Linked DNA regions of Mus musculus: regions 2 and 3 are each linked to region 1. Evidence: chromatin loops called from intact Hi-C (ENCODE). Cell type or tissue: left cerebral cortex. All regions are shown on one strand.

Region 1 (8,000 bases):
GCAACAATAACAAAGATAGAGTGTTGAGCTATTATTAGCCACCACTAAATTACCTAGTGCTTCCTTCTTCTCAGGAATGTCTTGCTCCACTGCCTACCTCATGAGGAAGGAACTGCTGGAGAGAACTTCCGAACGGGCAGTGCTGCAGTGGCACTGTCCTCTGGACAGCTTCGACTTCTAAGAGTCAGCTAGCTTCGGGCTGCTCGTTTGTGGATAGTTTGCTTCCTCCTTTACTTTTATAAAAGCTGTTATCACAAACTTACCCAGAAGGGAATACAATTACAACCACACATCACATCAAGCACACGGACAAAGACTCACCATCTAAAGGTCAAGGTTGGAGAGAGAGCTACATCAGCAGTTACAACCCCTGATGCTCTTGCAGAAGACCCGGGTTCAATTCTCAGCACCCACACAGTAACTCATAACCAACCATAAAACAGGAGGCCTGAAGCCTTCTTCTGACTTCCACAGCACCAGCATGCATATAGTGCATATATATACATATATGCAAGCAAAACACTCAGCCCATAAGATAATATAAACCTTAAAAACTGTTTTAAATATTAAAATCTGTCTACAAAGCCAACCGTTTTAATGTAGACCACGAGCTGAGTAGCCACCACTTGTGTTTAATACTTTTAATTCTAAGAATAAAGATAATACATGAGGACTAAGGTCAGCTCAAAGGTAGTCAACCATAAATACTAATTCTAAGTCTTATGCTCTGGCCTGACCAGCCCATCAGAATGTAGAATACTTTAAGGTCGATGTTTCTGCCTTCAAGTAACAGCTCTAAACAGTATTACGTTATGAAGTGTTTCTAAGGGACAACAGGAGAGGAAGAACCTTTCAGCTCATTAGAAATGTTTTGGAATTGGTTGTTTAGAGCCCACATGGCATTCAGGAAGCAAAGGCAGGAGTGCTGCAAGTTCTAGGTCAATATGGAATATATAACAAGTCCCAGACCAGCCAGGGCTACACAACAGTTAGGGCTGAGCAGACAGCTCAGTCAGTGATGTGCTTGGCACGGAAGCACAGGATCTGAGTTCAAGTCACTACACATGAGTAAACTCAGGACGTGGCAATAAATACAGGCAACCCCAGTGCTGGAAGATGGAGACCCAAAGGCTTACTAGGGAGCCAGTCTAGTAAGTTGGTTCAGTAAGAAAGCCTGTCTCAAACAACAAGGTGAAGAGCAATAGATAAAGACATCTGACATCCACCCCTGACCTCCATACACAGGCACACAAACATGCATGCACCTAAACACAACTTCAAAGACATCTATTTTGATAAAAACAAAAGACAAATAATATTCAAACCAGACTGGCTGTAACTTCCTATCATCTCCTGACTGATTAAACTAAACCATAATCTCAAAAGCATAGGAAACATCTGAAAACCTCTTGAGCCTGATTCAGGAACTTGAGAAAGTTTTAGAACTTTGACATACATTCTACGTTGCTCAAACTGGCCTTAGACCCTGAGGCTTAAGTGTGATCTCATGTCAACCTTCTGAATAGCAGAGGCCATAGGTACAAGCCCAGAGCCTTGGCTTAGCAGTGCACTTTTTATAAAATGCTCCAGTGTCCTATGGTCCTTGATATAATCTGAATAAATTATGTTGGCTCAGTCATGTAAGGCTTTTATGAAGAGCTTTTTATGAAAACTTGAGAATAATGTTCATGATTTGGGTGTAAGTATAAAGGAATAAAAAGTCTTTTTGTTTATTTGTTTTGTTTTTCAAGACAGGGGTTCTCTCTGTATCTCTGGCTGTTCTGGAACTCTATAGATCAGGCTGCCCTAGAACTCAGAGATCTGCCTGCCTCTGCTTCCCAAGTGCTAAGATTAAGGCATGCATCAACTTTTTATAAGTATTTTGATGCTTGAGCTGAGGAATAAAACCAGAGCCTTGTATGTTGGAGGGCTGCTGACCCTCCCTGCACTCCTAACCCAGAGCCATGCTCCTAGGCTAGAGAAGTCTTTACAAACATCTCCAGAGAAAAACCTGTGGGCAAACATGACATTCTTCAAGGTTCAGAAAGTCTGCTGCTCACCTCTTGTACTCTTTATAGGCTAAAATTGAGAGAGCGAACCACTCAGCAACTCCAGAGAACTTCTGCTTGCGGGACACACAAGGCCTGTTTCCATGACCATCTATCCCACTTATTTACGAGGATTAGTGTTAACTAATTCAGGAAAGCAAGGCCAGGAAGGCCTTTCAGAAAGACTTTCATGGCAAGAGCTCAATTCTGACCAAGAATCAAGACTGACCGACCCATCACTGGAATCTTTCTAATGATCCCAAAATGAGAGCTTCAGGAACCCTCCATTCATGCAATTGGCCATTTCAACATGACCCAAAAAGGTTACAAGAAAAGTTTTTTTTTTTTTAAATTGACCATCCTCTGCATACCAAAAGCCATTTGATATCTCTCAAAACTATTTCCTCATAAGTTAGTCCTGCAGATCTCTTGCCTGTACTGAATCCACTCACAATTTACAGTTCGTTATTTGCTATCATTTTAAATATCTGGAAGACTTTGAGTAATTACACTTCGATTTATGCTTGAGTAAATTCCAGTGTAGGTAACAGTGTAGGTAACAGTTATGAAGTTAGTCTAAAGTAAACTATGCATTAACACTGGGAGGTGCCAGAAAATAAAATTTCAGTCTACTGAGTATTGGTTTTATGAATTCACTAAGTACAACAAATAAATTTTTCTGCTGCTTCCATCTTTGTGCTACTTTACTAATAATCTTAATAAAAGGAAATATTACTCAACAACAATCTCATTTAATTACTTAAGGTTTGCTTTTAACATTAAGTATCTTCGATGTTTGGCAGACTGGTTTCGAAACACATTAAATCTTAATTTTCTTCCCCTTCTTTGGCAAGTTTTAAATCCTGCCAATTGCTCTTCTAGAACTCTAGAGGAATTCCATTCCACTATTCCAGTTCGTTTATATACTGAACCTACAGAAAAAAATGTCTCTGCACTATTTCAGAGGTTAGTAGAGAACTCCACCCAGTTAGCCACCTTTTAGCCATCTCTGCTGACCTCACCTCAGCTCACCTTCTGCATTCTTCCTGCATAGAAACTTCTTGTCATCACTCACCTTCAAGGCTCCACTCCCCTTTCCCCTGCATCTGTTTTCCTATCCTCCTACTCCCCTGATTCTACCAAAAAGCCCCGCTTAGCTGCCTGTTGCATAACGGCTCCCCCACTGCCTTCTCCCCGGATTGTCAGCCAAGCAGGAGTGCCCCTTCGGGCTCTGCTCTCCCACCCCCGCCCCCCAAACCCTGCAACACGCCCAGCAGGTCCACAGGCAGCAGATCCTCCGGGACTGTCCCCCGAGCGGGAAGCGCGGGGTGTTGCGTCTTGGAGCCGAGAGCCGGTTCGGAACTCCCGCAGCCAGTCCCGAGGGCAGCGTGGCCGCTCCCGCCGGCGCAGCCCGCGCACACCGCGGCGCCTGGCCAATCGCCGCCGCCATCCTCCAGCTGGGGTGATGTCTTCAGGTGTCCGCCGAGTCCTGCGTACTCGCCGCCTGACTCCCGCCAGGCGCGGCCGGCCCTCGGAGCCCCCCGGAATCCGTCCCGGGGCCCCGGGCTAGGCCCAGCGAGGAGACTGAGGTCCCGGGGATGCGGGGAGGAAGGAAGGTGGGGGCAGCGGCTGCCCGAAGGCGTGGGCCTGCCGGGCGGCGGTCAGGGATGGACAGCGCCGGGGACCAGGGCGGCGGAGGCCAGGGCGGGGGCGCGGCCCGGAGGCCCCACAGCAGGCCCGCGGCGGCCCGGCCAAGTGCAAGCGGCCCAGGGACGCAGGGCGGGGGGCGCCCGCCGCCTCGGGCAGCTTAGCGAAGGCGGCCACAGCCCTCTTGCTTCCTCCCTCTCCCTGCCGTCTCACCTTTAGGACCCGAATCCCTCCGGGCCGGCGAGGCGCCGCCGCTTCAGGTGGCTCCGGGGGCTCCAGCGGGCCCGCGGGCACGGGCTCCACCTCCCCCATTGGCGGCCAAGGATTTACAGAGACGCCCGGCCCGGCGCGACAGCGCGAGCCTCGGAGGCGCGCGCGAGCAGCGGGAGGCCTCGCCCCTCCGCCTAGACCCCGCCCCTAACCAAGACGCTCCGCCCCCTTCGGTCCCTCCCCGACCCGCTGGACCTGCGTAGTCGTCAGCCTGGCGAGGCCGGAGTAGAATTGTGGGAGGCTGGCGCCACTGCAGGCGGAGTAAGCCTCTGCTGCGCTCCACCCTGAGCTCCTAGGACCAGGGCGCAGGGAGAGCAATTTGGTACTTTCTGGATCCTCCAAGAAGCGGCCAGAGGAAGTGACAGGTAAGGCCTGCACCTGTTAAAATAGACAAGATACAACCCTCCACCATGGGCGGCGCTGGAATTCTCCATCCAAGACGCTTCCTGCTCCCAAATGTGTCTTGTCCCCTGGCACCCACTGGGGGTGAAAGAACTGTTGCTTATACTCACCTCTTAGGGATAGCTGGCGACCTTCTTCATCAAACCACCTCAAGTACACTAAGCTTTCCAGGCACAGTTCAGTGTCCTTTTCCTGTAATCAAAGTATCAGATTTCCTTTCTCGTCCTCAACCACTCAACCAGTAACATGGTGTGTAAGCCCGCTTTCTATTTTGCAAGTCTTAATTCACCTATTTTAAAAGCTGACTCTTTTTGTTCCTGGAGTGAAAGATAGTTTTGTGGTTAGTGGGCCAAATTATAAGTCTGCCTAATTCCAATTCCAAATCTCAATTGTACTCTTTTTTTTTTTTTTTTCTTTTGGTTTTTCGAGACAGGGTTTCTCTATGTAGCCTTGGCTGTCCGGGAACTCACTTTGTAGACCAGGCTGGCCTCGAATTCAGAAATCCGCCTGCCTCTGCCTCCCAAGTGCTGGGATTAAAGGCGTGGGTCACCACACCCCGTTAATTATACTCATTATTAGATCTATACATTCTATACATGTACAAATTACTTGATCTAATTCTTTCGGATTTTTTTTTTTTTTGAGACAGAAAATTACACATAGCCCAGGCAGACCCGAACTCACTATATAGCCAAAGCTGGCCCTGAACTTTTAGAGTCTCCTGTCTCCACCTCCCCAGTGCAGATGTGCACCACTATGCCCAGCTTCAGGTGGGTCTTCCGTGTTGTTATGGGTATTAAGTCTATGCAACACAACACGTGTATGACTGATGATAGAGGCCAGAAGACAGTGTCGGATCCTCTGGACCTGGAGTTATAGATGGTTGTAAATTGACAGGTGAACTCTGGGAGTTGACCCTGGGTTCTCTGGAAGAGCAGCCAGTGCTCTGAACCACTAAGCCATCTCTCTAGACCCTTGCGTTGGTTCTTAAGGAGTGAATGAACTAGATTAACATCTGCCTGGCCATTATCAAGGTGGATTGGACAGAACAAAGAGCCTAACTCATATTAAAGATTCATAGTAGCCACTGTAATTCTGAAATTCTAGGTTTCCCAAAAGGTGATTAGCATTAAACTGCTCCTACATTTTGTAAGAAGCCTTCTAGATCTCTTCATTTTTAGGGCTTCCTCTCTTATGTATGTGTTGAATATTCAGCCAACTTGTAAGGGATTAAAAAGCAAAACAACTTCTAAGATAACCGGGCAAAGGGTCACTTATTACCCATTGCTTCAGTTTGGCCTGTGCAACTACTTGTCTGGAGTATTTTAACTGTAGGCTTAAAAGCAACAGCATTCGAGATAGACCTGGCCCGCCCTGTCTTAAGATGTTTTGTTCAATTTGGAGCTAATTGACATGTCAAGATAAAACTTTGCGGGCTGGCTAGATGGCTCAGCAGTTAAGAGCACTGACTGCTCTTCCGAAGATCCTGAGTTCAAATCCCAGCAACCACATGGTGGCTCACAACCACCCATAATGAGATCTGACATCCTTTTCTGGTGTGTCTGAAGTCAACTACAGTGTACTGACATATATCAATATATAAATCTAAAAAAAGAAAAAGAAAGATAAAACTTTGCTTCAAAGATTCTGCCTCATACAAATCATTTCTTCTATAAAAGGCGTTTTTTTTGCCTTCCTCTACCACAGTCCCAATCTTCCTTTCTTTGTTTTCTTTTACTACAGTAAGCATGGTTTCTCTCTGTGAAGTTTAATAAAAGGTGAAAGAAAAGCTACATCCCAGGGTTTTCTTTCTACTTTGAAATTATTTCAGATACCTACCTGATTTAGTTGGATTTCTAACCCTGGTTGATTTCACAGCAAACACACTGGTTTTTTGTTTTGGTTTTTTGTTTTGAATGGACCAGGCACCAACATGAAGACAGAAGTAGATAGCCAAGGGCAGGGAAATAGTTGGAGATGGTTTCCAAAAGCCACTTTCTTGAGGTACTACAGATTACCTTTTACAGATCGCATGTGACTTAATCACTTTGGTGTCCCAAGTCCAGCAATGAGTTCATTCTAGGGAACAGCAATGTTTTATAGATGGTTATCTTTTTCCTTATCTGGATAGTAGCCTACACCATCAATTTAAAATGAATCCATATGCTAGAAGCTAAGATTTACTACTTCAAACTGGCAACACCACTTATTAAAAAAAAAAAAAAAAATAGCCCAAGAGCACTGGCTCGGAAGGTCTCAGAGAATCAGTTTTTTCTAAGCAGCTACCTTTAAAGGTCCCCACTACTTCAGATCCAGTTAATCAGCAATAATCAGCTGATGTCTCCTTTTCAGATTATGGACTGCCATTAACATAGCACACTGTCACAAAGGTCACAATTGGTGCTCTCCCCCAGGTCAAGGCAACATGTATGCCAAGTGTTATGTAACCATCATTTCTGGAAATGGTGAACAGCTGAGACTAACCCTAAAAATAAATTCCTCTGGGATTTATGTATGTGTGTGGGGTGTGTGTGTGTATACACAAAACCATCTGCCATCACTGCAGGCTCCTCACTACCCATCATACTAAGGCAAAGAGGCATTAGCATCCCTCCTCTCCTTCCTATTGGGCTCCACACGCCCACTACCTCTCCAGAACACCGTCGAGAAAGAGCGCTAAGGTCAGACTATGTAGAGGAGCCTGGAAGTTCAGATCTATTTACTGATACCTAGCTCCCAATCTTTCAGTGATCACAAAGTCTTCGTTAGGCCCAACCCCAATGTTATGCTACCACAGGATAAGCAGGTCTAGGCGTTGTGTCCTCTGGTTCCAATGTTTACCTGATTTCAAAATTTGAAGGAATTTTTTTTCTGTTTCTCCTTTTAACGTGTGCCTGGGGCTTCATATAAGCTAGGCAAGAACTAAGCTGCACCTCCAACCACTGAACAGTTCTTCCCCCCACATATAAAGACAGCTGAACTGGAGGAGATCACAGAATAATAAGCCATTCATGTGATTAAAATTAATCTTGTAGTTCTGGAATGACATTTAAACCTATGCACAACCCATCGTACTGTTAAGTAAACATCTACTGTCTGTTTACTGTGGCTTTTATAGTTTCACCTAATTATATTTAGATTTCCATCAGTTAAACTTAAATACAGAAACGATGTATTTTAACTACTCCAAGTAGAAAACAAGTTTATAGAAATGTTATCAAACAGTGCCAAAGGGCACTGCTGCATAAAGGAGATAACCTACCCAGGCCCACACCCTCCCCCTCTTCAACCTGGAAACTGTCATATCTTCTTCATTCTCAATTAAGGGAATGTTAGGGATTGTGAGAGTCAAGAGAAAACCAAGAGCTTTCAACCTTCAGCAAAAAACTGTTATCAAGTTTGTGAAGATAATTTGCCATGCCAGCATGAGGACCTGAACTCCCCAAAGCAGGTCTAATGTAATCACAGCCCTGGGGATGTGGAGACAATAGCCACCCAGCTTTGTCTAATGGGTGAACCCCAGGTCCTAGTGACTATTTCAAATAACAAGCAGAATGGCTCCTGAGGAACAACACCTTTACAGCAACAGAGGCTGCCCTTTCACCTGCCTCCCAAGTAAAAAAGGAATTCACG
Region 2 (8,000 bases), 200 kb before region 1:
GAAATGGAAATATATTCCAGAGAGAAGAATTAAGTTAAAGAGAGTAATGTGTCTAGGTTAATATCTTGCAATAATGATTTTAAGACTAAAATCATTATATAATGAAGTGATTGATGCAAATTATCACCTAGGAGTTAAGGAGACGTTAGAACACACAACTTCATTCTAAGGACTTATTGAGCAGGGAAGTACAACCACATAGTGAAGAATAAATACGGAACTAAATCCTGATGGGGGGGTTGGTTTGGTTTAAGGAGCCAAAAGGATGTGAGACGTAGATGTTTGTCTTGTCATATGAGGAAGCTGAATTGTAATATTCAGAAGGCTAGAACACAAGAAGCAGAAACTGTAATGGCTCTCTTACACAGGCACCCCTGAGATGCCTATCTCACACAGGCACCCCTGAGATGCCTGGACCCTGAGATGCCCCTCTTACACAGGCGCCCCTGAGATGCCTGGACCCTGAGATGCCCCTCTTACACAGGCACCCCTGAGATGCCTGGACCCGTGAGAAGATGAATTAGGATAAGCATCTTGTGAACAAAGAAAGATAATAAAGATGCTTTGGTCCTTGCCTAAGCATTGGGATCACAGTAGGACTATCCCTTAACAATGTAGGGGGTGGAGGGAAGCTGGGGGTCGGGGGAAGAATCTGGGAAGAGTTAGGGAGGAAAACATGCTCAAACTACATTGCATAAAAACATTAAATTAAAAAACATAATCATAGTTTATATCACTGAGTATGAAGCTTATAACAATAACACCTACCTGTACTAGTGGTTCATAATTCAAGAAATTAAAGTGAAAACATAGCCTGGTAGACTACTGAGGGGAGAGAGAGAGAGAGAGAGAGAGAGAGAGAGAGAGAGAGAGAGAGAGAGAGAGAGAGAGAGAGACCCAAATTAGACTTCTAGGCATACAACACATGGTGAAGAAATTAGGTAATGAGAGCAAAGGTGGTGAGTTTGGGGACACAGCAGGACTCGCTACTCAGAAAAGAAATACAGAGAAGAGGAAATGGCCAGTACACAGGTCCTGGCCTGGCCACTGACCATCTATGAGGCTTTGGGCGAGCATTAATTACCCTTTCTGGTATGCATTCATTTAACTGTAAAAATGAAGTGACAGGATGGATTTATATAGAACTATAGCCTATTGGTTCGCCTAAAGTAATGGCGCTGGATTCTGAAGTTACACTACAGTTCATTACAGAAATAGCGTTGACGTAACGAGGGGAAGAGGTTGCCACGCCTGACTGCTTCGGGTGCATGTTCTGCCTAGCTCCTCAGAAACTTCCTAACAGACATCTAACTCAGATTATTATTTAACCACAGGGAAGACAGACAAACAGACAGACAGACACTATGGTTGATTTCTGACATGATAGCAGTTGAAAGTTATCCAAACAACAAGATGGTAGGATGATGAAACGAGCTGGTCGCTAAGTGAGCACAGCATACCTTCTTTCTCATGGGTACAGCCTAGTAACTTCCTTCTCCCATGTATCTACTATGGGCCCTGGATATCTTTCTTGACGCAATACTCCAGGTATGAGACTCCTTCAGAATACTACAAGAGTACCAGCTCTTAGTCCCACAGATTCTGAGTCTCAGATTCCATGTTAATGGCTTTTTAATATGTATTTTTTGTTTTCTTCTTAACCCAGCCAGCTCCCAAATAATTGAGACTTGATTGTTATATATATATTTATCAAGCTTCAAGGGCACAACAACTGAGCAGTATTGCTCTATTTTAATCCTCTAAACTAATCCATGTCCCTCCTAGCCCAGATCCCCGAGAAATGTGCATTTTAGTACTTATCTGGCTTTCTCTAATCCAGATGTTTTACTCCTGGTGTCTCTGGAACTCTCTCCATATGGTTAATCCTCAGTTCCTCTCTCTCCTCCTCCCCTGGCTGGGAGAATGCCCAGTCCTTACCTTATCAGAGTAGCAGATAGTCTCTGTTTCCCTCTAAAGATGACACCAAAGACAAATTTATTGCTGGGCATGCAGAGTGGAACATATCTGCTCAACACTCAGGAAGCCAAGACAGGAGGATTGTGAATTCAAGGCCAGCCTGGTGTTTGAATAAGCCAATAGTGTGTCGCTATGCTGAATTCCACACCCCTAAGCCCCTTACCCCATAATAACCCCTAGCTTTCGAGCCTCGTGGCCGACATCTGTTATCTCCTGTGTGGATGCATGTCAGTCTGGAGCTCCGTCATTAAACGACCTCATGTAATTACATCAGGGCGGTCTATTCATGATTCTTTGGGTGCACGCCGGATTGGGAATTGAGTGGGGGTTTCCTCATTAGGTTCTATCACTAAGATGGATATACTAATTACCACCAAAGCAGAGAAGAACAGAACCTCAGTGGACACATCGCATTGCCTCCCAAGCTTTCCTTGGCTCAGGCGTTTGAACAGTGTGGCTTCCATGGTCTAGTCTTCCTTGTATATTCTAAAGACTTTTGAACATATGCTACCTCTAAGCCAAATGATACAGAACTTACACAGATTATGTGGAAGAGGGCCTATGCTTTAAGTGCTAGCCATGGAATCATTAAGACTCAGGGTCATGAAACAAAATAACAGACTGAAGAAAGGCAGAAGCAATGGGTGAGCGCTTGCATTTTAAAATTCCACACCCTGAAGATGCCCCTAAAGGTTAAGGGCACTTAGTTATGGCAAGACAGAGAGAAAGGAAGTTACAACGGTACTTAAAGCAAGACCCTTAAATGCCACATGACTGCCTACTGCGTGGGTCTCAGCCGCAGGTCCACAGGGGGGCTCCTGAAGATGACTGAACTACACAAAAATCGTGATGACCGCAATGTCTAGTTGTCAGACTCTCTAACCCTGAACCTCGGCCCTGCCGAGAACACGCTGTTCTGATTCTGCCTATGTGGTCACCCTTCCTTATTTAATTCTGGAAATGAATGACAGCCCACAAAACAGCTCTATATTCCTAAAAATTGACATTGTGTCTCGGTTCTGGTTACTATTGCTGTGATAAAACACCAGGACCAAAAGCAGAGTGGGTAAGAAAGGGTTTATTTGGCTTACACTTCCATGGCACTGAAGGAAGTCTGGGAAGGAACTCAACAGTGCAGGGACCTTAGAGGCCTGGAGCTGATCCAGGGGCCATGGAGGGGTGACTGCTTACTGGCTTGCTCAGCCTGCTTTCTTATAGAACTCAGAACCACCAGCCCATGGGTGGCCCCACCCACAATGGGCTGGGTCCTCCCCTCCCCCATCAATAGCTACTAAAGAAAATGCTCTACAGACTCACCTACAACCTGATCTTCTGGAGGCATTTTTCTCAGTTGAGGTTCCCTCTTTCAGATAACTCTAGTTGGTATCAAGTTTATGTAAAATTATCCAGCATGCATTGCAACACACTTAAAGCCATCCTCTTATATATACAGTGTAAGATTGGCTTAATTTCAGCATCCAGGTTACCTAAGACTCCTCTGATGTTGTTTAGGTTTTTTTTTTTACTTTGAGGGTAAGTGAATGGGTCCAGGACCTCAGAAGGCAGGTCAGGGTAGACAAAAAACAAAAAACAAAACAAACAAACAAACAAACAAAAAATCCAGACATGCAGTCGGGCTGGTAAACAACAGTCTGAAAAGGAAGAGCCAAGCCATTCAAGACTCTGCAGTTTGTGCTTGTTGGGTTGTTTGGTGTCATCAATGGAAACTGGACATTTGTCATTAACTGACTGTCCATTGACTAAGCATCTAGAACTTTTCTCACTGCCAAGAGAGCTTCCACCAGGAAAAAAAAATGTACTGCCACTTCAGACCAAACCTTCTCATTAGTTAGCCTTCTAGAATGAAACCTCTTTGATTCCATAAATACCACTCTCATCTTTCACTGCTGTCCTTACAGGGGACGATAGGCCTCAATCCGTTTAGACACTCCCTGCCTCCCACTTTGCTGCTGCAGGTGGGAGCAAAGCCATGACACATACATGCTCACTCTGCCCCATATACATACAATAGCATGTGCACTGTGGTCAAAGTTCATCTGATCAACTTGATCCAACCCTCCACCCGACACCAAAGGGCCATGCTGCTTGTGTTTAAGGACGCCCAGCAGAGGGCGCACACGACCTATGAGGCTGGAGCGGTACATTCTGCTTTCTTGATTATCTTCCTGAGAAAGGACTTGCCTAGAATTTGATGGTTGAGGCAGGATAGTTCCTAGGGTAGCCTATCTTTTATACCTCCCGACAATCTACAGTAACTTCTGCGTATCAAACCTCAAATTTTTGTAAGAGTGACCCTTTCCTACCTTTTAAGGCATCACAACTCCATCTTCTCATAAGCTCTAGCATCTGGATTAGAGTCTAGTCGTTCCTCAGGCTCTGGTGCCTGGTCAGCTATGTGAGTATGACAAGGGCATCCTCGGACCCTCCCACTCATGGGCTCTTCGCCTCCTCACTGCCTTGGGCTTGGTTGATGCAGCATAGCAGACCTTCCTTCTCATTCAGCTCTCCTACAAACTGTTTCTTTTTCATTCATCTGACCAACTGGGCAGAGACAAGTATATCCTGGTCTCTGCTAACAGAGTCAGTTTCAGCCCAATTCCCTGTCACTGTCCACTTAAGACCAACATCACTACTCAAATCGTTGATAACAGCACTTAAATATTCCTGGAATCCAACTCCCCTTTACCTTAGCAACACCTCTCTGGTACCTGCAGACACTCACCAGCTCTGATGTAATACTACACTGACTATATCTTCTGTCCAGCTGATGACAAGCCCTGGAAAGTCTTTTTTTTTTTTTAATATCTTGAGTGACTCAACACTAAATTCGGTGATTCTTGTTAGAAACTTGTGAGAAAGGAATTTGCAAGAGCCCTCCAGGTGACCCTTGGTGCATAGTAATGTCTAAGAAACCTGGATTACAGGCTAAGACCCAGGGCCAGGAACTGTTGTGTCAGATGGGAAGCAGACTGAAAAAAAAAAGCCACAACAAGCTTATACACAGAAACTCCACCTGGGAGAAATCTGCACGCAAAGTCCTACAAAAGGAATAACCCTAAATGTGGGGTGGGAGAAGTAGGAAAGATGGAGGTAGCCTCTCTCCAGGGAGAAGAGAGGTGTCAATGATCAGTCTTGAACCTGTCCGACGAAAAGACAATATTGTCAGTGATTTCTACAAGAGTATATCAGTGGCCCAGCACGCCAGTTAGCAATCCCTGGGAGTAGGTTTACCCCAAGCACCGTGGAGACCCTGGAGATCAAACTCAGGCAGTCAGATTAAGCGGCAAGCACCTTGACCTACTGAGCATCTTTCCAGTCATTGTAGAGGATTTCACATAGTTAGGGTTTTTTTTTTTTTAATCATGTGTGTACTGTGTGTGGTGGTAACATGCGTGTGAATGCAGGTCCCTGTTGTGTGCAGAGGCACTGGATGGCCTGGGGCTGGAGTTATGGGCAGCTGTGAACTACCTAACATGGGTGCTGGGGAAGTGAACTCAGGTCCTCTGCAAGAGCAGTGTATGCCTTTGCTCCAACCCACAGGGGAAGATGGAAGAGCACATTTATCAGAAAGAGAAGATAACTCTTCTAGTACTATCTCACCTCATTTTTTTATGTTTAAGCCTTTGGTTAACTTGAGATTTTAGTTAGATGTCAAAATAGTTTTTAGTAAGTCCTTATAAAATTGACAGTTATTTTTCTAAAGTTAATTTGGAAGTGGATTTTTTTTTTACAACTCAAAAAGCTAAATTTTTTTCATCTAAAGCTCTTCAGAAATGGTGGCTAAGTTCCCATGTATCCCAGGCTGGTCTTGAACTTGCTATGTGTGGGATGTGGGAAGTCTGAAGGTCCCTGTGCTCACAGATATGGGAAGCAGGAATGTCAAACACAAAATGTTGTTCCTTCCAAGGAACAGATGTCTGACCTGCTATCCACCCAGAAAGCTGGCAGCAGATGTGGTTAATAGCCTAGTGATCTTTGCGCTGTGTGACCAAGACCATCCTGGATCCTTCCCCAGAGCCTCGTTATGAGGTTTTCAATCTGTTGAACCCATCCCTACGGGGAATGTCACAGGTACTTTACAGAGTCTTTATGTCTCTTTGACTAACGTAAGAGGTAGATATTTTGTCTTAAGCTTTGATGTGCATGTGGAATTGAGTTATCACCATGAAAGTTTTCACCAAATTGTGTTGTGCTTAAATATGACTAAAACAAACCACTCACATTCAGACTCCCAAAGTTTGAACCAACTCCAACCACTTAGTCATGTTGAGCCAAGCTACCTTCTGGCTCAGATCATTTCTCTACTGGCTGTGGTGGCACAGAGACCCTCAGAGCTATGTAACCAAGGGTAACATGGAATGAATCCTCCTGCATCCACCTCTGGGATTCAGAAACTACAGGCATGTCCCCAGTTTATACACTGCTGGGGACTGATGATGCAGCTCACGCATACTTGGTGACCACTCTGCAAACTGAGCTAAACCCCTAGCCTCGATTTGTTGTGTCTTAGTCACTGTCCTATTGCTGTGAAGAGACACCATGACCAAGGAAACCCTTACAAAAGAAAACACTTGATTGGGCCTCAATTACAGTTTCAGAGGGTTAGTCTATTATCAACACAGCAGAGAGCATGGAGGCCTGCAGACAGTCATGATTCTAGAGAAGCAGCTGAGAATTCTACATCTGGACCCACAGACAGCAGAAAGAGAAAGTGACACTGGATTTGGCTTGAGCTTTTGAAACCTCAAAGCCCATCCCCCCACCCCACCCCCACCCCTGTGACACAACTCCTCCAACAAGGCCACACCTCCTAGTGCTTCTCAAGGAGTGCCACTCCCTGATCATCACGCGCTGGTAGTCACTCTTATTTAATCCACTACATTTTGAAATCCTAGTCTTGTACATTTCATTTTCACTTTTTACCTGAGGCCAGTTGGCCAGCTAGGCCTTCAGCTCTGTTCAAATAGAAATCTCAAATGCTAATTTTTGCCAACTTGCTGTGTTTCGTAGACTTTGATAGCAGTGAGTGGACAGCCACAGGCAGAAGGTATCAGCGGCAGGCAGCGCCCTCTAGCATTACAGCTATCACAAAAGACTGAGGTCACTCGCTGGGTATGATGATAGTGTGTGTGCTTGTTGTGTGAGTGTTGAGAAGCAGAGACTGGGTGATCCCAAGAATTTCATGGTCAGATATCCTCACTTCATTAGTGAGCCCCAGGTCCCAGCAAAGAGACCCTGTCTCAAAAAGCTAACAATAAGTTCCTGTCTGTTAGCGCTGAAGTAAACTGCTTCCGGCCCCTTTCACGTGATCCATACCACCTCCTTGCTCCTTCCCTTTCATTGTATCTTTCTGATCCAAACCGCCTTCTTGCTCCTTCCCTTTCATTGTATCTTTCTAACAATGTGTAACAGCCGACTCCATCTCAGGCTTACCACTTCTGCTGCTTTTCCGTTTCTGCAGCTCATTGTTCAGCCTGCTCCTTGTCGATCAGGCTCTGTTTTTCTTGTTTGGCCTGCTTGAAAGAAGCCATGCATTAGGCCTAACATGGGGGAGGGAGGAGAGGGGACAGTGTGGGAATGAAACAAACCTCCTGCTTCTATAGCCAGAGGAGAAGTATTTGCAACCAAACACAGCTAACCTCACAGGCAAATAAATGAAGATTGTGTTTGTGCCCATCATAGCATCTTCCTTGGACACCGAGTCACAAAGGAGGTGATTCCTGTTTGAGCTTGAGCAAAAATGGCTACAGTGTTATCTAGAGGTCTCTGGGACCTGTGGTAGCAGAAAGGGCAGTTCAACCTATAACTGGCCTCGCTGCGGTTGCACCAGAGTGAGCAGATCCCTTAAGTTGGATTTGTTTGGTGTGGGAAGCCACATGTGCCGTTGCTGAGTGGCACTGACTACTGCTGGCCACCACGCATAAGATTGGACAAACAACCAATGTGTACATATGCAGGAACATTTTTTGCAAAAACACTGCCTGGCCCAGGCATGATAATGA
Region 3 (8,000 bases), 48 kb before region 1:
ATAAGCCTGACCTGAGAGGAGAGGCTCAGTCTAGAAAACTGGCGGATGCCAACACTCAGTGACTCAAATCACTGGACTCAATGAGACTGCATCTGCAACAGGGCAGTGTGCCAAGTCAGAACTGGGGGGTGACTGCCTGCAGGAGAACACAACAGAACCAAAGACACAGAAGCAACGACTGACATGGCATTACAAAGAACATGGCCAGTTTGAAAGCTGCCTTTTAAAAGAAGGAGTAGTATCATCAGGGAAAAGTGAACTAGAGATGGCCAAAAGTGAGCTGCTGACGAGATAAGGAAATGGCAAGCAAGGCAACAGCTCTCCTGACAAATGGAGACAGAAAGGTGAAGACAGTGGAATTAAGCAACACTTTGTTTATTCAGACAGCAGAGATCTAATTCCTCTTACCCTCCTTCCTTTAGCCACGAAATAGTATCTCTCCCCCTCCCCTGAGACAGCACCCCCCCCCAATCAAAACAAGCTCCACCCTCGTGGACAGACTCACTGGGAGAGCTCCAAAGAAGTGAGCAGGCTGGGCACTGGGTACACATTCACTGCCGTCAGCCCTGTGAGAAAACAGACAACATGCTAGCAATGGTCTCCGACAAAGAGCAGGAACTAGAGAGGGTTAGAGAGCTGGCTCAGTGGCTCTTCCAGAGGACCCACGTCCAGGTTCCAGCACTACAGCGGGTAGTTCATGACAGCCTGTTAATTCCCGTTTCCTGGGGCTGGGATGCTGCCGGCCTCCATGGGCAACTGCATGTTCCCACACACGTATACACAGGTTTTAAAGGAATAGCTTGTAAACAAGCAACAGCGGTTTTGTAGAGATGACTAAAGATAAAAACTACTGGCAGCTCACTCTGACTGACATTCAACCCTAGTCTGTTTTTGCAAACATACACAACTACTAACTTTGGGGTCTTTCGCATTTACACTACATCACTAATGTTAACACTACAACCACTAATGTTAACAGTACCACTTAGTTTATAACTTGAAAAATTAATACTTAGATTTTTAAAAAGCATTTCTTTTTAATTACATGTATGTGTGTGGCATGAACATACCGTGCAGGAGTCCCCAGAGAGCAGAGAAATTGGATCTCCCCGGAGGTGGAGTTAGCAGGTAACTCTGAGAGCCTCACACGGGTGCTAGAGACCTAACTCAGGTCCTCTTTAGGAGCTCTGAGAACTCTTAACCACTGAGCCATCTCTCCAGGACAATATCTACATTTTTGGTAAAAATAACGTCATTTTTAATTGAAGTATAACGCAGCTAGAGAACCAATCCTAAGTGTATGGATCAGTGAAATGGAACAGCAGTGAGCTAAGGCTCAGACCATCCCCAAGGTATTGCCACCTCCTGAGCATTTCCTCATCTCCTCTTCTAGCCACCACACACTCAAACGTACCACTTTCTACCCTGGTTACAAACAGCAGACAACACCTGCCAGTTATAAAACCAAACTTTCCTCCATGCCCCACCCAACAGGAGGTTTCTGGGTAGCCCAGGTGGCTTTGAACTCATAATCTTGCTTTACTTTCCCAAATACTGGGAGATAAAAGGGTCCATGATGGCTGGAGATGGCAGCTCGGTCGGCCACATGCTGGCTGACCCAGCACGGAGGAAGCCCTGGGCTCTAACCAAGCACTGCATGAACCAAGCACGGTGGTGCACATTTGTAATCCCAGACATACTTTGCTATCTTCTCTTTCATTTTGAGGCAAGGTCTCATGTAGCCCAGGCTGGCCTTGAACTCACTATGTACCTGAGGATGGCCTTGGACTCCTGAGTCTCTTCTCTTGCCTTCCTGCATATGCTTTGGTCTGACTCCACATTATGCTCTGTTCACACTATTGCATGTGGTTATATCTTTTGAATGTTCTTTGTGTGTGTGTGAATATGAAACACATCTGAGAGATTCATTCCTTCATAGGGCTCTGAACAGGTTTTGAACTTTGTTAAAATGTTATAATACCTAGCAAAAATCACTACTAGTATTAATGATGTTACTTAAATTCTTACTGTAAGCATCCCTTCTAATATTTGTTTTCTTGTAAAAAGGGAAAAGTGTTGGGAGATAAAGCAATTTGGTGTCTTAACTGGCAGATGCTGGACTCTCCCTTGCTGCCCCCGACTGTGTTAAGCAAAATGATTACCAGTCAGCCAAATGACTTTAGGCCAGCACCGACCTTATGACCATACCAGGAAACCTAGAGGAAATATATGACAACTGTGCTGCTATTTACTGCAGCTTTTAAAGGGGCTCCTGAGGCGACATCCTCAAGCCAGGGCTGTTTCAAACAGTTTATATGTGACTTTTTCCTGTCACAAGTCTTGATGAATCCTAGATGTCTCTATAACCACTCCCACCTAAGCCAGAGACACTTAACCCTAGTGGCCTAGCAGAGGGACCATTAAGAGTGGTGTAAATACAAACCTTCCTTCGCATGAGAGGTTTGCTGTGACTGGTGTGAGCAAGCTTTCTGCTCACTTGATGAGTCAGCTGGAGCCACAACAATTAGCTCTAATACAAGATTTCTCTCGAGTTATTTTTTTCTTGCCTCCCTTACCAGAAGAGGCTAAGCTGGTTACAGAGAAAGCAGCAGCAGGGACAGTGGAGCTGCGGTGGTGGCTGAGGCAGCACATCAGGACATTGGAGCATGCTAAGCTTAAAGATGACAAAACTGTCTTCTTGAGAACTGAGGAAGAAGCTAAGGAGAGCTACAAGCTTGAAAGCCCGCAGGGCAGCAGTAGTGGTTTCCTGGGACGTGGACTAACAAGAGGCAGCTGAGGAGCAGCCAGGCCAGGGACAAGGATGGCAGAGGAAGTACAGAGAAAGCAAAAGAGGGTAGAAAGCTAATCTGGAACAAAGCAGGGGCTATAAAGAGGCAGAAAAAAGCACCTGCAAGCCCTAGTTGCTGGAAGAATAGCAGCAAGCTATTAAGTCTTCAGACATCCCAGGTCTGGAAGCTATAACAGTGGCTGCTATCAAGGGATGAGGACTCCTGACATTTAGGTCTGTCTAGAAGCTACAATGCCAACTGCTGCTGCAGGCCGAGGAATCCTGACTTCCTAGGCAGTGCTTCACCTGCAGGATTAAGGGCTCTACTACAAAGACCTATGTAGGAGTTGTAACACTAGAGGGAGCCACCAGGCCTGGCTACCCAACTCACTGCCATGTCATGAGGTACAAAAGTTGCTGAAGCCAGCACTCCTCCTCGTCTAGAGGTGGTTTCTAGGTGGTAGAATGTAAGGACCCTGACAGCCGACTGATGGCAAACACTCCATGACTACTTAATGTAGGGCTGCTGGGCACGTAGGTAGGGCTGCTCCAATTCAGAGTGACTATGAATCTATCATCCACACACATGTGAAGTGATCTATGCATAGATGATGAATATGAACCAAGAGAGGAACCTCAGGCATATCAATACACAGTGCCAGTTAGCACTCAAGACATTGTTGTTATTGTTGTTTTGGCTTTTCTAAGGGTAGTGGTAGGCTGAAATAGAAATTGACTTTGTGTCTCAAGCTAGCCTGAAACTCCTGATCCTCCCAAGTACTGGGATTACAAGTGTGGCCACAGCACACAGTTTTTACTCAACAAGCTCTTTTTTATTATTACACTTACTTATTTATCTCTGCATGCATGTATGTCTGTGTCTGTGTCTGCATGCGGTGACATATGGTGGCCAGAGGACAGCTTGTGGAAACTGGTTCTCTCTTTCCACCCTGTAGGTCCAAGGGACAGAACTCAGGTCGTCAGGCTTGGCTGTGATAAGTTCTTTTACCTACAGAGTCACCCTGCAGTCCTGCTCAACAGTTAGACCTGATTCAGGATTCATCTGAGCCATGAGTGAACCTCCATAACATGATGAAAGACAGAAAACGGAAGTCTCTAGCAACATATTCCAACACAGAAAAACAAAGAAAAAAAAGCAGTTTTCCGCCATCATCAGTTAGCTCTTACACACTGATGCCTGACTTGTATGCTTTGCCTTAGCACCAAGAGGCAAACATTTCCCTGAATGTATCATTTGTGGTACAGTTTTAACCTAGAACATGCTGTTTCTGTGTTTAGGCTTTGGTATAACTTACACAGTACACTATGATCATGCAATTTTGTTTCTTAGTCAAAAACTGCTTCCAAGGCTTATTTGCACCAGTACGCAAAGCTTTAGTCCATCCATTTCCGCTATTGTACAAAATCTACCATGTAAATCTATCATTGCTGATTGACCCATTTTCCTGTTAACAGTCCGACGTTTTCACCACAACACAACACAACACTGTGACAATCCTTCTGTGTGTAGGTAGCTCTGTGATAAATGGCAGCAGGAAATCACTGTTCACACAGCTCTGCCACTTCTCTGACATGGTCACCTTCTCCTGAGGTGGTTTCATTCAAATTCTCACTGGCTATAGTGAGGACTCCAGGAGAGAGATACCAAGTCTAGTCTCTGGTCACACTTAGCACGTCCCCCTTCAAACTGAGGATGATAAAGTAGTTAAATTGTCATTTCTGGCAGTTAGTGAAAGTGAACACGTTTCTTTTCCTTTCCTTCCTTAAACACAGAAAACTGCCAAGCATGGTAAGTACACCTACAATCCCAGTACTTGAAGGCTAAGTCTGAAATCAACTTGGGTGGTACAGTGAAACTTCCTTAAAACACTAAAACCTAAACAAAATACATAACAAGCCTAACTGGTAAAGAACTCTCCATAAAAATGGCTTCAACATCATGAGACTGTCTCAAATAGACAAAACAGTGGTCTCTATACACACAAGGCCTTTTACCCTGAAAAGCATTCCCACAGACCATCTCTAGTTGCTGATGAAGCTAATCTCTGCTCTAAGTCATCCCACGTTGTATGAAGCAGAGTGGTTTTTCAGGCTGTGAACAGCAGCTTTGACTCCATTTTGAGGAAGAAGGATGCCTCCAGCCCCTGGGTAACCCAGGTACCAGTCACCACACATCCAGCACAGGCTGATAAATGACTTATTCCTGGGGACCAAAGAGAGCTACCCTGTAAGTTTATTGGGATTAATTGAGACTGTAGGGGCATATGAACATATTAAAATCACATCAAGAAAACTAGGCCCAATAACTTATTGGACATGTCAGGCCAAGAAAAGGGTATGACTCACTTATCTGGAACCCATAAAGGTGACAGACATTAAACACTGTGATGGTATGGGCTTCATACCAACCTACCATCTGATTCCTGGTGTGTGTGTGTGTGTGTGTGTGTTTGTGTGTAGGACTAATGCCTCCCCTACTACTCCTTGAGCTTCAGCTCAGGTAGACCCCATTCTTTATGTAGTCTGTGACTACCTGTTTGCCTTTCTGGACCTGGACCTGCCTGACATGCTGTTTCCTGCTCTTAATCTGTTCCTGACTCTCTGTCTATGGTTTTGCTCAGCCTTTCACCTTGCAGCTGAAGTCTGTCGCTTTGCTCTCAAACCTAACTACAGCAGGTCTCTCCTGGCATTCGTCTGGTTCATTACCTTATTAATACAGACTCTCTGAAATCTCTTAAATTCTGCAGCAGCCTCTTTAGCTTATTTTCATTCTATAAACCACATATATGCATATATACATATGTACTGGCTACTATATGGCATGAGAGTTTGTATTAGTAATTAAGACTGGAATAAAAGAACTTGGATTCACTGCAGCCAGACTACCAGGTTATATGATGCTTCTGTCCGTGTGGATTTTCTGTCACTCTGTCACTGCTACACTCACTGTAGAGAGCACAGTCACTGTAGAGAGCACACTCACTGTAGAGAGCACTGTCATTCTGTTTCTGGCACGTGTGCTCCCTACACTCCTGGGACAGGGTCTGTTCATTCACACTAGAACTCGGAGCGTGTGCTGCTCCATGCGGGCTGAAAGCAATCCTCTGTGCTTTGTGGACTGGAACAGTGTCTTGCTCCTATAATTTAGACACAGCAACATGAAAACAGTGACACAGAAACTAAATGCAAACCTATTCGTGTGTACTAATAACACTTGGTTTATGAATAGGAAAGCTTAGATTTCATGTAATTTTCAAGTCACAAATATTCCAATTTTTAACCCAACTTTTTAAAAATATAAAACCCATTTGTACTGGCTGTTTTTGCATGTCAACTTGACACAACTGAAGTTATCACAGAGAAAGGAGCTTTAGTTGAGAAAATGCCTCCATGAGACCCAGCTGTAAGGCATTTTCTCAATTAGTAATCAAAGTGGGAGAGCCCACTGTAGGTGGTGCCATCCCTGGGCTGGTGGTCCTGAGTTCTATAAAAAGGCAAGCTGAGCAAGCCAGGGAAAGCAATCCAGTAAGCAGCACCCTCCATGGCCTCTGCATCAGCTTCTGCCTCCAGGTTCCTGCCCTGTGAGCTCCTGTCCTGACTGCCTTCAGTGACGAACCACAATGTGGAAGTGTATGCTGAATAAACCCTTTCCTCCCCGACTTGCTCTTTGATCATGGTGTTGGTTGCAGTAATAGAAACTCTTAACTAAGAAACCATTCTTTACAGACTATACAAAAAACAGGGGCAGGACCTCTTTAGCCCTAGGCTGTAAGGATACCAACACCTACCTCCTAACAGAGGCTCTGGTCTGAGCATGCTCAACCACCTAGGCGACCCCTATGACTCTGTAAGGCTTCTTCCTGTACACAGTGACTCTCAAGGCACCCAGCCATGCCTTTTTATGTATATATCCATTGCTTCAGGGCTAACACCAAAGTTAAAAAAGAAGCTCAAGGAGCCACAACTCTATTCTGCAGAGTGGCTGAGGACCACAGGCGCCACCCTTCTCGTCTGAAGGCTCAGACAAGAGGAAGAGCTAAAACAGGAGGTTGGATAGAGAACTCACTGTTCCAACTGGCGTAGAGGGTTCGAAGGGAGAAGCCGCTGAGTGTCAGCTCCCTCAGCTGGTTCCGCTCACAGTGCAGCTGCTCCAAGCTACATAAGGAGCTAAGGTCCAAATCAGTCAACTGATTGTCCCGCAAATCCATGTGCGTGATATGTTTATTTCCTTCCATATTTTCAGTAATCACCGTTTTCAAGTGGTTCATCCTTAATATTCAGAAATAGGAAAATAAATGAAGAGAATTTCTATTACGGGCTTAGGAACATTGTAGAGAGGGCTGACCCTTTCCTCTTTACCAAGCATGAGAATCTCACTACTTGCTTCATTTTTCAAGATACTAAATAGAGAAAACAACCAGTTAATTCTTAGAAAAAGAAGCCATGATCGAGCTAAGTTAGAACCAGTAAATGCATACACAAACTAGACACAAAAAAGGCAATATTCACGAAGAGGTAAATGCTTCTTCGCAAGGTTAGGTGGGGCATGGGAGGACAAGAAAATGGGCAGGCTCTGCGGTGAGCAGGACGCTAAGGCAGGAGCAGCTTCCCTTCCCTGGGGTTACGCCCCCTTTTAATCTAGTGCTAAGACTCGTACGCACTGAGGAGAAAACAGACTGAATGCATAGGGACGGTTCAGACACAAACTTCATACAATGTTTCTGCCTCTTGTCTCCTCACCTACATGACTTAGCACAAACCAGCCCTGTTCTCCTCCTCGTGTATACTCCTAAATCCCAGCCTGTGTCTTTACAGGGCTCACTCTCACCTTCCTGAAATGTCAGCACAGGTAGGTAGATAACTTTGACCACCTTTCTTTAGAGAGCGATGGTCACTATAAAGTAAAACTCATGAGGTTTTAGTAGTGACGCCTTGAATAGCTCAACTACAACACAATGTTATTAAGAAAAAATAAGTGACTCAACAGAAAAATGGCCAAATTTATAGAAAACTAGAGACCGCTAGTCCACATACAAAATGATGTTCAACATCACTCATAAATAAGCAAATGCTCATCAAAACAATGAGCTGCAATGGTGCACGTTCTACTGCCAGTGAAGGGAAGAAAGACTGCTGAGTCCAGTACGGATAAAGGCTCAAGGAGACGGAAATTCTCATAAATGTTGCTGAA

What was found. Peaks named below come from ENCODE experiments on the same cell type or tissue, not always from the same donor. Only the 100,000 strongest peaks of a DNase experiment are listed, where the experiment ranks them.
Region 2: it touches region 1 in a loop (2.6-fold over the local background); 6 of 42 quality-filtered maps call a loop at or near these places.
Region 3: it touches region 1 in a loop (2.4-fold over the local background); 23 of 42 quality-filtered maps call a loop at or near these places.

Annotation. Positions count from the first base shown.
Region 1 is chr8:109,864,626-109,872,625 of GRCm38, reverse strand. Phlpp2 (PH domain and leucine rich repeat protein phosphatase 2) reads right to left here and starts at 4,023. Exons shown (of 19, transcript NM_001122594.2): 1 at 3,909-4,023. The coding sequence starts at 4,007. It overlaps Gm17344 (a long non-coding RNA gene), which reads left to right and starts at 4,096. Exons shown (of 4, transcript XR_003947453.1): 1 at 4,096-4,330. In left cerebral cortex, a CTCF peak has its summit at 4,216; DNase peaks (open chromatin) are centred at 3,448, 4,114, 5,740, 6,913 and 1 more place; H3K4me3 peaks cover 1,951 bases; H3K27ac peaks cover 1,778 bases.
Region 2 is chr8:110,067,896-110,075,895 of GRCm38, reverse strand. No RefSeq gene overlaps it. Among named protein-coding and RNA genes, the nearest start is that of Zfp612, 7.8 kb to the left of the region's middle. In left cerebral cortex, CTCF peaks have their summits at 4,096 (motif pointing right) and 7,080; a DNase peak (open chromatin) is centred at 4,113.
Region 3 is chr8:109,912,647-109,920,646 of GRCm38, reverse strand. It overlaps Phlpp2 (PH domain and leucine rich repeat protein phosphatase 2), which reads right to left. Exons shown (of 19, transcript NM_001122594.2): 9 at 6,876-7,078; 10 at 506-566. Among named protein-coding and RNA genes, the nearest start is that of Marveld3, 46 kb to the left of the region's middle. In left cerebral cortex, a CTCF peak has its summit at 3,143 (motif pointing right); DNase peaks (open chromatin) are centred at 100, 2,754, 3,154 and 6,857.